Regions from separate parts of the Homo sapiens genome. Here all the other regions are linked to region 2. A link is a contact called in ENCODE Hi-C or POLR2A ChIA-PET data. All regions are on one chromosome and are shown on one strand. Each heading gives the region's core, a stretch centred on a gene start or an enhancer-like site at or near the end of the contact. The rest is flanking DNA. Distances are from core to core; before and after follow the strand shown.

What was found. Hi-C counts contacts between places; a loop is a spot of excess contacts on that map. ChIA-PET counts read pairs that join two places held with the same protein, here RNA polymerase II (POLR2A). Pooled maps may share reads with other maps.
Region 1: a loop to region 2 is called in a pooled map, with 17 times the contacts of the local background. The contact joins two enhancer-like sites. A Hi-C loop is called at or near these places in 1 of 37 single-sample maps with no recorded cell type and 7 of 50 pooled maps. POLR2A ChIA-PET finds 5 or more read pairs at or near these places in 1 of 52 experiments (OCI-LY7).
Region 3: a map of naive thymus-derived CD4-positive, alpha-beta T cell shows a loop between it and region 2 (7-fold over the local background). The contact joins the promoter of ADSS2 here to the enhancer-like site in region 2. A Hi-C loop is called at or near these places in 2 of 168 maps with a recorded cell type or tissue (both naive thymus-derived CD4-positive, alpha-beta T cell), 1 of 37 single-sample maps with no recorded cell type and 7 of 50 pooled maps. POLR2A ChIA-PET finds 5 or more read pairs at or near these places in 1 of 52 experiments (naive thymus-derived CD4-positive, alpha-beta T cell).

Annotation. Positions count from the first base shown.
Region 1 is chr1:247,208,167-247,212,792 of GRCh38, forward strand. No RefSeq gene overlaps it. Among named protein-coding and RNA genes, the nearest start is that of MIR3916, 8.4 kb to the left of the region's middle. RefSeq lists silencers at 2,283-2,492, 2,633-2,892 and an enhancer at 2,299-2,798. Within about 2 kb of position 2,270, at least 35 of the 41 ENCODE cell types and tissues checked have a DNase peak (open chromatin) inside an H3K27ac peak, as active enhancers do.
Region 2 is chr1:245,954,632-245,958,863 of GRCh38, forward strand. All of the region lies in intron 5 of SMYD3 (SET and MYND domain containing 3), which reads right to left. Among named protein-coding and RNA genes, the nearest start is that of SMYD3-AS1, 150 kb to the right of the region's middle. Within about 2 kb of position 1,805, at least 3 of the 41 ENCODE cell types and tissues checked have a DNase peak (open chromatin) inside an H3K27ac peak, as active enhancers do.
Region 3 is chr1:244,450,474-244,454,616 of GRCh38, forward strand. ADSS2 (adenylosuccinate synthase 2) reads right to left here and starts at 1,436. Exons shown (of 13, transcript NM_001126.5): 1 at 1,162-1,436. The coding sequence starts at 1,344. It also overlaps a transcript of CATSPERE not described here. RefSeq lists silencers at 616-895, 1,336-1,825.

The DNA of each region.
Region 1 (4,626 bases), core at 1,020-3,519, 1.3 Mb after region 2:
ATAGCTCCTCTCAGTATAAAGTGCTCCTTTCATGTTGGGGTGTGCAGGCTGGGACACCTGCAGGGGAGGCTCCCCAGTAAGAACTAACCGGGTCTTCAATGACCTTGTTTTGCAGGCTCAAGATTGGCCTTGGCTTAGAGTCACTGGGCTCCGACTTCTATTTCCCAGTCAGGGTTATTCACTTAGTTGTAAATGAGAAAATGCTCAGTGTTTGAAGAATCCAGCAAAATCACTCAAACACAGTGTTTATTTAAGAGAATAAAATTATAAGGCACTTACATTGTATACCTCAATAGAAAAAGCAAAACTCTCTATCAGTTTCAGACAATAAACATGTCACATTATTTCCGTAATTCAAATCATTCAGTAAACAATCACATATGAACATATCTAGGAGATGCCAAGTCCCATCTTGTAAAATTCAGTATTAAACTCAGACATCTAGATAATAGAGATATCAACTCCACAAGTCCTCTACCCTGCAAAAAAGAGGAACTAATATTTTGATGAAGCAATGTAATTCACCAATTAATCTACTACTTTTTTTGTGGAAATGTATTCATTTCCTATAGCCATACTGGAAGAGGATTTTCCCTATTACTTTCCCTGGTAGCATTCCCACAGCTACGCCCTGGGATTCTGTTTAAAATCACCCCTAAAAAGGAACAGGCCTGACAAACTTACTATACTCTAGGGAAGAAAAAGGTAAATCAGAATTTTTAACAAGTGAATATTTGACTATATATGTAATGTCTTTTCTGAAATCCACCTCTTAAACATTTTCTTACCTTTGAAACTCTACTGTTAAAATGCAATTGACAGTTAATAAAAAACTAAGGTTGAATTAAGTGAAAAAAATGTTTCAAGGTGTAAAACCCAGGAAGTGGCAATGCTGATTGGAACACAGACAAATCTGACTCAAGTGCCAAGTCAGGCCGTCCTATCACTTGGGACCTTCCTCTGTTTCCATACTGCTCACTGACCACCTTCCCGCCTTGCCCAGGAGCCACCACACTGTGCCCCACTGGGTGCCCCAAGTGGCTTGACTTTGCAGATTCTCGCGCCCCCTCACTGCAGTGGGTCTTCCTTGTCCTTTGGAACAGTTTTTCCCCCTTCACAAGTCTGAGAGAATCCAGATGTCAGAAATCATTTCTGTTTTTTCTTCTCAATATCAGCATCCAACTGGCTGACCAGCAATGTGTCCCCAAGGAACAGACGCTGGAGTTGGGTGAAGACAATCTGCATGTCCTAAGGGGTTAGCTTTGTAAATGAAGGGTAGGACCAGCTTCCTCTCAGCCCCAGGGCATCCATCTGCTCCCTTAAGAGGCTCCACCTCCATCACTGAGGCTGTCCTCTGGGAGGAAAGGAACAACGTGCTAATGTTCACTAAACATGCCTTGAGATGGGTCACCCCCAGACAATTATGAAACCCAGGCACAGAAAAAGACTGGAGGGTGGCTGAGGACACATGACCTTGTAAAATTTCCAAAGCAGAACCTCAAACCAAAGACATTCCGATAAGGTGTCTGTGCCTGGGGAAGATAAAAGAAGAGACACAAAGATTTTTTTTAAAGCAGTGTGTCAGGTGATTCTTCTCTGCTCACATAAAATGTTTACAAACAGAAAACAGATGTCTAAAAAAAGTGCCATCCAATGCTCTGTGAAAAAATGATGAAAACACTGTGTGTGAAATGTACAATAAAGGACACACAGGCTGGGGGGACAGGATGGTGGATGTGAGACCGTGCTTGCCACACATTTGGAAACGCAGTGGAAAACCAGTCCCCCTCTGGAGTGTTTAAAATAATTAACTAGCAATCAATTAGACTGAAGTAGCACTAGGACCATCGGTTCCTAAGGAAAAAAATCTAACTGAAATACATGTCTTGTAAATTACTACCTTAGGAAGAAACGATTTTCAGCCTGAACCAACCACAAACCTCCAATTAACCTCTCATTAAATAACCAGGAAATTTCCACCTGGACAGTCCACATAAGGCGACTCCACAACTGTAACTGTAACCAAGTTCTGAATTTGGTTCGCTTCCTTATGCCCCTTACAAAAGCCTTTGCTCCAAGCACCCACAAACCATGACTGGGCGCTCTGCATTGATGAACAGCTCTTTGCTCAAATAATCTCTTTAACGTTTAAACCTTGATTCCCTTTTCATTTTTACCAGGAGAAAGGAGGGCCTGGGACCCCACAGCCCACAGCTCCTCCCACGCAGTGGCTCCTCCTGGGTCGGGGCTCTCCCCCAGGCCCCTGCCGTCGCCACCGCACAGCTGCCAGCGAGGGGACGCGCCGGGCGGAAGTCGAGCGCAGAAGCGGACCGGACGCCGGGTGAGGCTGGCGGCCCAGCCCACATCCTGAGGCCAGGGGAAGCTGAGGGCCGGGCGGGTCCAGCGGGGTCTCGGGTCTGCAGACTCCGGAGGCAGCTGTGGGGAGGCCTGGGGCCGCCACAGCCAGTTCCAGCCCGTTTCCATCAGCCCCCTGCCCACCTCGGGACCCCGCCCACATACTCACCATTTCCCAGCTTCCCGGGTGTCCAGGCTGCTTAGCTATGGATCTCCTGATACCTGCAGGTCAGAGGGCAAGAGGCTGTGGCGGCCACCTGAGCTTCCCCGAGCAAAGCACGCCGAGCACAGAAGACGACCCAGCTGAGGCTGGCAGGAGAGACGAAGGCCCCGCCAGATCCCGGAAGCCGCGCCCTTCTGTCCGGCTGCACGCCCGATTGGACGGTTCCTACGTCAGCGCCCCTGATTGGATAGGGCTCCAGGCCCCGCCCCCTCAGTCCCTGAGTGACGGAGGATGTGATCGGACGCTGGGCTGAGGGCGACAAAGTGACAGGTTCTTGGCTGCAGCCTTTTCATGCAGGGCTTCCTGCTTGCGCTGGGCCTGGCCCAGCCCAGGGGGCATTTTCATTTAACCTTTTGTATAAGGTTATATCCATTTATAAATAATATATATATGTTATTCACAAATGAAAACAATATAATGGCAATGATTTTAACATTTCAGATTTTATGACCTTTCTGGCCTCTGGTAGTTTGATCAGGCAGCCTGAAATTTCAAAAAGGGAGGCAATCCTTTAAGAAATAAAATGTAAGCCACGTGTGAATTTTAAATTTCCTAGTAGCCACCTTTTAAACATTAAAAGTAACAGGTGAAACTGATTGTAATAATTTATTTAACCCAATATATTCAAAATATTATCATTTCAATGTATGATCAATATCTCAATATTCATCAATATATTAATGAACTATATAATTTTCGGTAGTCAATCTGTGAAACTCACTCTGTATTTCACCTTCCCAGCACGTCTCTGTTCAGCCACATTCCAGGCCCTCAGTACTCACACATGGCCAGTGGCTGTCACACTGCCGTGCAGCTCTGAGGGAGGTGAACGGTCTGAACCCTCATTTCCTTCCAGCAGTGAAAGATCGGTCCTCCTTATCAACGTCTCTCCCCAGGCCAAAGGCTGAAGGGACAGGGCCCTAGAGAGAGCAAGGGCTGCAAAAAGAGAGTGTCCACAGGTAGACCATTGCTGCCCCGCCTGCTGTCCATCTTCCTCCCAAAAATCAGACAGTCAAAAAAAGAACAATGGAGCCCCCAGGAGGACCTAATCCCCAGTCTTCAGGTCTTCCACAGCTTTGACTTCCAAAGTTTAGATATACAGAAAATAGATTAAACAAACTTCTGATATTGGTATTTGGCCTTGGCGCTAATAAACAGGCTATTGGTTGTCTTTTTCCTCCTATGGTGTGGGAGACTGGGTGAGTTTATGCACCAATCACGTGTACACATCTACATGTATCTCTACATAACTCACCACCGTCTAACAAGAGATCCAAATTTAAATAAAGGGAAAAGAAAATCAATACCTATAGGGTGCCTACTGTTTGCAGGTAACTAGTAATCAGTCTCTCATTGAATTCTGACATCCTGTCTGTAATGGGTGTGTGTGTTAGTTAGTTAGTGATGCATAACAAACCACCGAAACTTACTAGCTCATGATTCGGCTGGTCAGCAATTTAAGCTAAACTCAGCTGGGCAATTCTTTTGGTCTCAGCTGGGATCCTTCAGACATGTGTGGGCAGATGCTGATTGCAGCTGTTTCTAGGGGTGAGTTGCCTGTCAACTGGGGCACCTTCGTTCTTCTCCGTGTGGTATCTCGTTCCCCAGCAAGTTAATGTGTGCTTATTATCATAGAGATAACAGGATTCTGAAAGAAAAACAAAAGCACTCAAGTTTTGAACCTAGGTCCCAGACTAGCACACTGTTATATGTTCAGTTTTCTGTTGACCAGAGCAAATAAGACTCTAAACATTTTGAAATACAGATTTTGCCTCTTGAAGGGAGCAGCTATAAAAGCACTTTGCAAAGGACATGTATACAGGGAGGAATGAAGAATATTTGCAATCAGTATCATTATGCCTTTTCTTGCAGATGAGGTTTATATAAGTGTTCCTAGTCAAGAAACTTCCAAAACCCCACAGCTACTAAGCAGCTGGATTGGGATACAGAATCAACTGTAACTCCAAAGCCTGTGTACCTCCATAGACCATACTACTCATGCAACTGCCCTGGGTCTTCAAGGTTCTGGAGAGTTATACTTCTGCTGT
Region 2 (4,232 bases), core at 555-3,054:
AGCACCACTGCAGCCACTGTCCAGCCTTGGTGACACAGCAAGACTGTCGCAAATTAAATTTTAAAACAGTGGTAGTTTATTCCAAATTCATGTGCTAATCAAATCATATCTCTGTGCCACTCTCACATTCAGCCCTTTCTTCCCGTTTCCACTGCAGGTATTTGTCTCCTGTATTCATTATCTCTTACTTGCAACTTTCCAAGTCAATCTCTCTGGTCCCTGTCTTTTTCCAAACCATTCTTTAAATTGTCATCAGATAAATCTTTTTTAAAAACAGATTTGATTTTACAAAAGAGAAACAGGAGATCTACCCAGTAGTTGCAGAATAAAGACAAAATTCTCTCGTGTGACATCAAACGCCCCCTATAATCTACTCCCATCCTGTGTTTCCCTGCACCCAACACGTATTTCAGTTATCCTGGCTTCTCTGTCATTCCCAAGTCAGGTTGTGGGCCCATGTGGTGTTTTGTTTTTGTTTTTGTTTGAGTCTCGCTCTGTCGCCCAGGCTGGACTGCAGTGGCGCGATCTCAGCTCACTGCAAGTTCCGCCTCCCGGGTTCACGCCATTCTCCTGCCTCAGCCTCCTGAGTAGCTGGGACTACAGGTGCCCGCCGCCATACCTGGCTAATTTTTTTTTGTATTTTTTAGTAGAGACGGGGTTTCACCGCATTAGCCAGGATGGTCTCGATCTCCTGCCTTGGCGTCCCAGAGTGCTGGGATTACCGGCATGAGCCACCGCGCCTGGCCGCCCATGTGGTTTTATGTCTTTTCTTTTTTTTTGGCATATGATTGCCAGGTCATAGCTTTTATATCTTTATTCATAGTTTCCTCTTTTAAAAATATCTTTTTCACTACTGCGATCGCTCATAATTTTATTCATCCTTTAGGATCCGGCTTAAATGTCACCTCCTTCAAGAAACTTTCCTACATCCAAATAGATTTACCTGATACCTGAGTATAGATAGTACAGTATATTGTTATAATTGTTCTATTTTAGTATTATTGTTGTTAATCTACTGTGCCTAAGTTATAAATTAAACTTTATTGTAAGTATGTATACATAAGAAAAAACAGTATACATGAGGTTCAGTACTATCCATGGTGTCAGGCACCCTCTGGGGTACTGGAATGTATCCCCCATGGATAAGGAGGCACTAAGCAACATATTGTATGTTTAGCTTTGCATACTTTTGGCTACTTACAGATGGAATCATACTGCATTGATGATTTTGCAATTTGTTTTGGGTTTTTTTTTTTTTTGGCTCAACATTATATCCTAAGATTCATTTATGTTGATGCATGTTGCTATAGTTTATAGCTGACAGACCTCTTGATGTGTCTTCTAGGAGGCGCTTATGAAGAGAATTTCCATAGGAACACTGTTTGTAAATGCAAAAAATTACAAATGACCCTATGTTCATTACTAGGTTATACAAATAGATAACATTATTTTCTATTTTTTCATTTTTCAGAGATGGGGTCTCATTTTGTTGCCCAGGCTGGTCTCAAACTCCTGGGATCAAGCAATCCTCCTGCCTGGGCCTCCCAAAGTGTTGGGATTATAGGCGTGAGCCACAGTATTCAGCCTCTTGGTATTTTCTATACTAGCACCTACTAATGTATATGGCACATAGTATACTCTCTACAATAAATGCTTTTTAAGATAAACGAATTTGAGAAGAAAAGTTATGTCTGATTCATTGTGGCTTCCTCATCCATAGAGGCCAGCACATGCTCAGATGCTCAGTCAAGATCTGATATTCAGCCACAAAAGGCTAGCAGTGGACAGGCAGGAAATAATCTGAGCTGACACAAGTGAGGGAGCAAAACAGGACGTGTGACGTGTTGGGTGCCTACCCCTAGCGAGGCAGGCAGAGCATTATTTTTTATGAGGTTAATTCCACCTGCTTACTTTTGAGTCCTACAAACCACTGTAGTTCACAAGAATTCCTTTCTTCTCTTGTGACTCTCTGTCTCCCCAGCCTCAGCTAATTCCCTCTCCCTGTCTTTGTCTCCCTCCTTCTACTTCTCCTCCTCCTCCTGTACTACTCCCCTACTCCCCTGGGTATGAGCCTGCTTCGGTACTCTGGGAAGGGTTTAGTGATGGTGGTAAAAACTGACTTCTTGATTTCCTTCCTTGCCTGCCAGCGAAGTCATCTTCCAGCAACTTCTTCCATTCTGTTGGAGCAATGATTTGTCTCTCACTATGCCATCCTTTGGTTTGAACATTGCATACCCATCTTAAGGCAGTTGATCCACCCTGCTTATTGCCTTTTTGGCATATTGGATGCCAGCTCTTGAGCAGAACCAAACCCCTGGAAAACTGATCACCATCTCAACATCTTATTAAACTAATTCTCATTTTGCTAAACTAGAAACGAATCATCAGGCTAACACTGCCAGTGAAGATGCAATGTAAGACAAATTATACCAAACCACCAATAGGCATGTATTCATCTGCAGCACCAGCCAACTACTCTCAAAAGAACTGATACAGAAAATGATGAAAAGGAATTAAATCCAAAAGTAAAGAGACGACTGCCAACTACAGATAAGATTTTCCATGAAATTGAGTATTATTCGGTTCATCTCACTCTGACTTCATTTTATTACAGTTTAGACCTGACTAGCTAAAAAAAGAAAGACCATCGCTTTGACACACAATAGAAGTAAAAATAAAGCTGACATGTCACCCTTTCCTTCATTCCTGTTTTCAATATTCAATCTTCCCCCTTTCCCTTTCCCATCACCTACTACACTCACTTCCACTGTAACATTTCTTTCTCCTCTCTTAGAAAAGATCCTTAGAGGAAATTAAAATGTGGCCAGTCCTTACTCTTTAACGTCAACGTTTCTCTCAGCATGCACTTCTCTAACTTGAGCTATCATTTCACTAAAATAACTCAACTCTTTCTTTTCTGAATCTTCCCTAGCGTTGCTGTATTTCTTACACCCGCTTGGATTCATGCCCACTCGCTGCTCAGGATATATTGTGTCTATACTTGAGTAGGCACAAAATGCTTTTTCAAACAAAACGTATCTGTCATATCAGTACTGTTTCCTCCATATACGTCAACCAAATTAAATAGCTTCCCTGACCTTTTGTCTACTTTCTTTGCCTTCTGAGTATCCTCATCATCTAACTCTTGGCCTGGTAAAACAGGATATGTGGAAAAGTCATAACTTACCTTCCTCATTATTTTCTCTATCAAGCCATAAAAAGTAATAAGGGAAACCTTTACTTTGGGCTTACCTTCACTCCAAAATGTAGAATTGTGTGGTTAGGTTTAAAAAATGACAGAATTCTTGCAAGAAAATGTTAATCTAATGTTAGAACTCCTAGCAGACAAGGTAGGGACGCTGAATGTAATTATTCAGAGACTTTGAGAAAAAAAAAGCGGGGGGGAGAAACAAGCGGGTTTTCTATCTGCAATGAGCCCAGCACTTTATGAGGTGCCTGTCTAGATTCTTTTTTTACCACGAAAGTTGGGAGAAGCTACTATCACCCTCATTTCACAAACGAGGCTTCTAAGGCTCAAAGAGGCTTAAGTGGTGCCAGATATTGAATCCAGGTTTTTCTGATCCTCATGTTCCAAAGCAGGACAAGTTAAATCTGAAAGCATCTTAAGAGGAATGAGCTATAAAATAACATTCTGACAATACAATCATACACGATGCAGACTGCTTATCCATGAAGGCCCTTCACAATCTGGCCTCTGCATCCTTTCCTCACCCTTCCTCTCATCACCGGCCACAAATCTCCCTTTTTCCAGCCCTACAGAACACCATACACCATTTTCTAAAGTGCTGTGCTGATGAATGTACTTTCCACAGGCTCTTTCATTCGTGTGACTGCCCTTTCTCTTGCTTCATCTATCTCCTACTCCAAAACTTAGCTCAAGGGTTGCCTCCTTCAGGAAGCTTTTCCTCATTCTCCAGTCTGATTTAGGTTCTCCTCCTCCGTAGCAAAGTACATACCCCTAACAATACCACTTACCCCACTGAACCATCATTGCTGATTTACTTGTCTGTTTCTTTTACTACTAGGGTTATTCCTAGAAAGAAGAAGCTACATTTTATCCTACTTTGTATCTCTTTCATATAGTACAGTGACTGACACATCATAGGTGCTCCAGACCCCAAATAGAAGAACTGGGACAGAAATCAAAGGGTAGTATATCTGGGATCACCACCCTGGGGGAGTGGGCTATCTCATGAACCAGTATTTAAGCA
Region 3 (4,143 bases), core at 186-2,685, 1.5 Mb before region 2:
ATACCTGTGATTTCATTGTTTCTGCATGCTCAAAATGGTATTCAAGGGGGCCTATAACTTACTAGAACATATACAGCATGGCACCATCATATCATGCCATGCATGTTCAAAAACAAATATTCTTGCAACCTAAACAGATAGCAGTTAACTTCAAATATTACATTATGCTTTGTTTTGAAAGTGGTTATTGCTCATCTGCTTAGAATTTTGAAACTGGAGAGAGTTATCTGAGAGCCTTTACAAAGGCCTTACCCTGTATGCTGCGTCAAAGGAAACGACAAATAGGAAGAAAGGTTACACTGAAAACCACGTGTCTCCCGTTAGAAGTACATTACCACCTCGTTTTCCGAAAGTTCACTTTCGATGTCACCTTAACAATGCAAATATTTATTTCCAAATACTCAATTTGACATCCATGTATTTACTTCCCTCACTTTTTTTGAACAGAGAAGGGATTCCTTCCTCTGGGACCAACTAGTAAAAGTAATTTCTCCTTAACTTTCATGTATGGAGCACACTGTAAAAACAAAAACAAAAACAAGAAACTCAGGGCCCTAAAACAACAGTCCAAAGCCCAGAGGTGGGTGGGTTTGGATGTCAACAAAGTGGACCAGAGGAAGCAAAGCACTGCATGCCACGGTCCTGCAGATGGGGGATCGGTGAGTCTGATTTCAGGACGTTTCGAAACAATCCACTCCCACTCCGCCGCCCTGGGCGGGGCGGGGGGGCGGTGATGGGGGGTTCTGCCGTCGCGCCGGGTCTCCGCCCGCAGTCGGAAGAGTTGGGAGCAGGCCTCGGGCGGTAGCTCCTCAAACTCGGACCGCATCCCACCTCCACCCCGGCCTCAGTCCCGGCGCTGAGCACCACTCGCCAGACGCAAAACTGCAACTGCCAGGCATCGCGCATCTCTCAAAGGCTCCCCGCCAGCCCACCTCTTCCTCCAGGGCCACCCCAAGTTTCACCCGACGCTCCAGGTCAGGGGTCCCCGACCTCCCGCCATTTCTCCACGTAGCCGCAGCTCAGGACAGGAGGAGAGAGCCTCAAGGTGACACCTCATTTTGGCCAGTGGATCCGGGTTCTGGGTCCGAGTTCCCGGGCACCAGGAGCCAGGCAGCCCGAGCTCCCGGGCCCGGCTTCCCATGAGAGGCCCCGTCGCCTCACCTGGCAGCGGCACACGATGTCGGCGTCCTGCGCCAGCAGGTCCACCACCTTCCCTTTGCCTTCGTCGCCCCACTGCGCACCGAGCACCACCGTCACCCGGTTTCCTCCGGGCCGCGCCCTGGGGCGGCCGCAATCGCCGTTGGGCAGGGAGGATGCCGCCGGGTAGGTCTCGGCGAACGCCATGGCTCCAGTGACGCGAGGAGAGCCCGAAGGAGAGGCGGCCGGCGAGGAGTGAGCGAACTGAACTGCTCTGCGGCCGCCAGCCACATGCAGAGGAAGAAGGAGCCAGAGGCCGGCCCCGCCCCCGCCCCGCCGGGCCGCCACCCTCCAGCCAGTCCCCGCCCCGCTCTCCGCCACAGCCCGCTCAAGGGGGTACCATGACTGCCCCGCGCAGGCCGGCCTCGGCAGCACCGCCCGCAGGAAGAGGCCCTGGTGGCGGCAACGGCCGCCACCCCGGACCGAGGCCACGCCCCTTCCGCGGCCTGGCGCGCCACTCCCGTGCAAACCTCGCGAGCGGAAAAGGTCAGGGGCGGGGCTTCGAGAGCGCTTCTCCTTCAGCACCCCGCCTACCCGCTCTACCTCTCGCTTTCAAACTGGAGAGGCGCGGAAGCGCGTGTGGAGCGTCGGACTACAAATCCCAGCATGCAACGCTCTGGGCTGCGGCGGTGTATTCTGGGGCCACTGTGTCTGCCATCTGCAGGTTTGTCTGGATTTGTCTTTATTAAGGAATGAATGTGTACAAAATACAAACTGTGGAATTTCGCAGTACAAACAGCATAAAATCGGAACGTGTAAGTGTAGAATTGGAAATTAAAAGTCCGGAAGTAACAGAGATGGGGACAGGGATCAAAAAAGACAAAATTCAAAAGTAAGGCAATAAGATAAAGGACATGAGACCTGAAATCAATAGATCAAATAAAGTCCTAATCCTCATTTTACATAGTAGTAACAAAGGCTCAGAGAGGAGGAGTGGATTACCTATGTCGCATATAGTACATATATGCAGATACCGTCATGCACTTCTTTATTTTTTAATCCCCACAACCATATAAGGTAGGTGATCCTCTATTATCCTTATTTTACAGGATTTAAAAGCTGGGTAACTTGCCCTAGTGAGGCTTGAATTGGTACTTCGATAATCTAAGTCCAGAGCCCATGTCCTTCCTGTAGATTCCACTGTCTCTCAGTTACATTTGTAACTAGATTCTGGTGTATACCTACTGTTCATCTAATGCCCTTTCGACACCAACACAAATTAACTATGATGTTTAATTCTGATAAAAGGTGCTTCGAAAAAAAGTGGGAATGGAATCACATTATATGTACCGTCTCCCAAATCGCCTGTACATACTGTATGTTCACTAATGGTCCCTAGAGTACACTTTAGTATTTTATTTCTAGTCAATGAGTTAAGTCAGGAACATTGAGAACCTGCTATTAACTAACTAAGTGTCCTGGGCACTGATAACATAGGAGAAATAAAGATACAATTCAGCCCTCAAGGATTCAAATTATTTGGTCTATTGATTAGTAAACAATTATAATACTATGTGATAATTGTTGTCTATCTTGGCCTTATTACAAGATCACAAACATTTTGGAAACAAGAATGCCATCTATTTCTTTCTAGTCAAATGCCCGAGGTAGTGTTGGGCAGATAGTAGATACTGAATAAGCACACCTTACTAGTCATTTCCATTCAATTTTTTAAAATCATTTATGGGAGACTGATTTGAGTAATAATAAAACTCTGGTTTCCTGCACAGCCAGCTCTACATGAATTACTCTTTCTCTATTGCCATTTGCCTGTCTTGATGAATTGGCTCTGTCTAGGCAGTGGACAAGGTGAACCCCTTGGGCGGTTACAAATTTGGGGGCTTGTCTGGCATTGCCTTTGTGGCTACCTACTCGTGGTTCAGTGGCCCCCCTCCAGCAATGGATCCAGAAGCCTGCCCAAGCGGCCACCCAGTTCTCTTGGACTGGGGGCTGACTCTGGTACTCTCTCTACTGGTGGGGTGCTGCCAACCCAGTGTGCATGGATTTAATTGCAATGGAGAAATAGCCCCGGGGAGACGTCCCTTAACTGTAACCCTATCACAGGGTGTCTGTCTGTAGCCCCATTGCAGGGCAGGGTGTCTGGATTGGTGAGTATCCTAGGTGCTGCCAACGCCTCCTTTCTCCCAACTGGTTCTGTAGCCCTATGGTGAGGTGTCTGTAGCCCCATTGCAGGGTGTCTGTTCGGCTCCTGGGGGGGTCTCATTTGGCTCTTTCTAACTAGTAGGAAGAGTCCAGGTTTGGGAGACTTCTCCTGAATCAGGAAGATTTCAAGGAGGTTTCTCAGAAGGAGAATAGGAGGATAGTTTGGAAGGGATACTCCCGGAGTTCTTGGTTAGGGATCTGATTGGGAACGCCTTCTGTCCTCTCGTCTTTGTGTGCGTTTGTATATGTGGAAGGGATCTCAGAAGAGGTTGCTGATGGAAGTCCAGCAGACCTAACTCAAAACCCTCCTTATTTGTCTGGTCACATTTGATGAGCCCTACAGAAGGCTCAACAGGCCTGTCTCGGGGTGACTATCTGCTCTTCGTCTTGCCCAGAGACCCCATTGTGAATTACCGTTCGGAGGTCATCCCTCCCCACCTGGAGTGGATCAAAGACAACAGGGACCAAAGAGAAAAAGTTTTTGAGCTTTGCCAGGCTGATATTGGGAGCTGAACGAGGTGGCTAATGTGTGTTTTGTTATGTGTGTTTTGCTGGGATGGAAAATGTTAATTCGGTTCCCCATGCAGCCCGCTGGGCAGCATCTTGCAAATTAAGAATCTCGTCTATGTTTCCATAAAACAGTAAAGGGTGATTTTCTCTTGTAAAGTGGCTTGAACCCCACAGCTATAGCACAAGCAAGCAGGGTCATCAAAAGCCACTCCATTCTTCTGGAAACTGCAGAGAAAGGGAACCCGGAAATCTGGTATGCCGGCACAGAGGGTA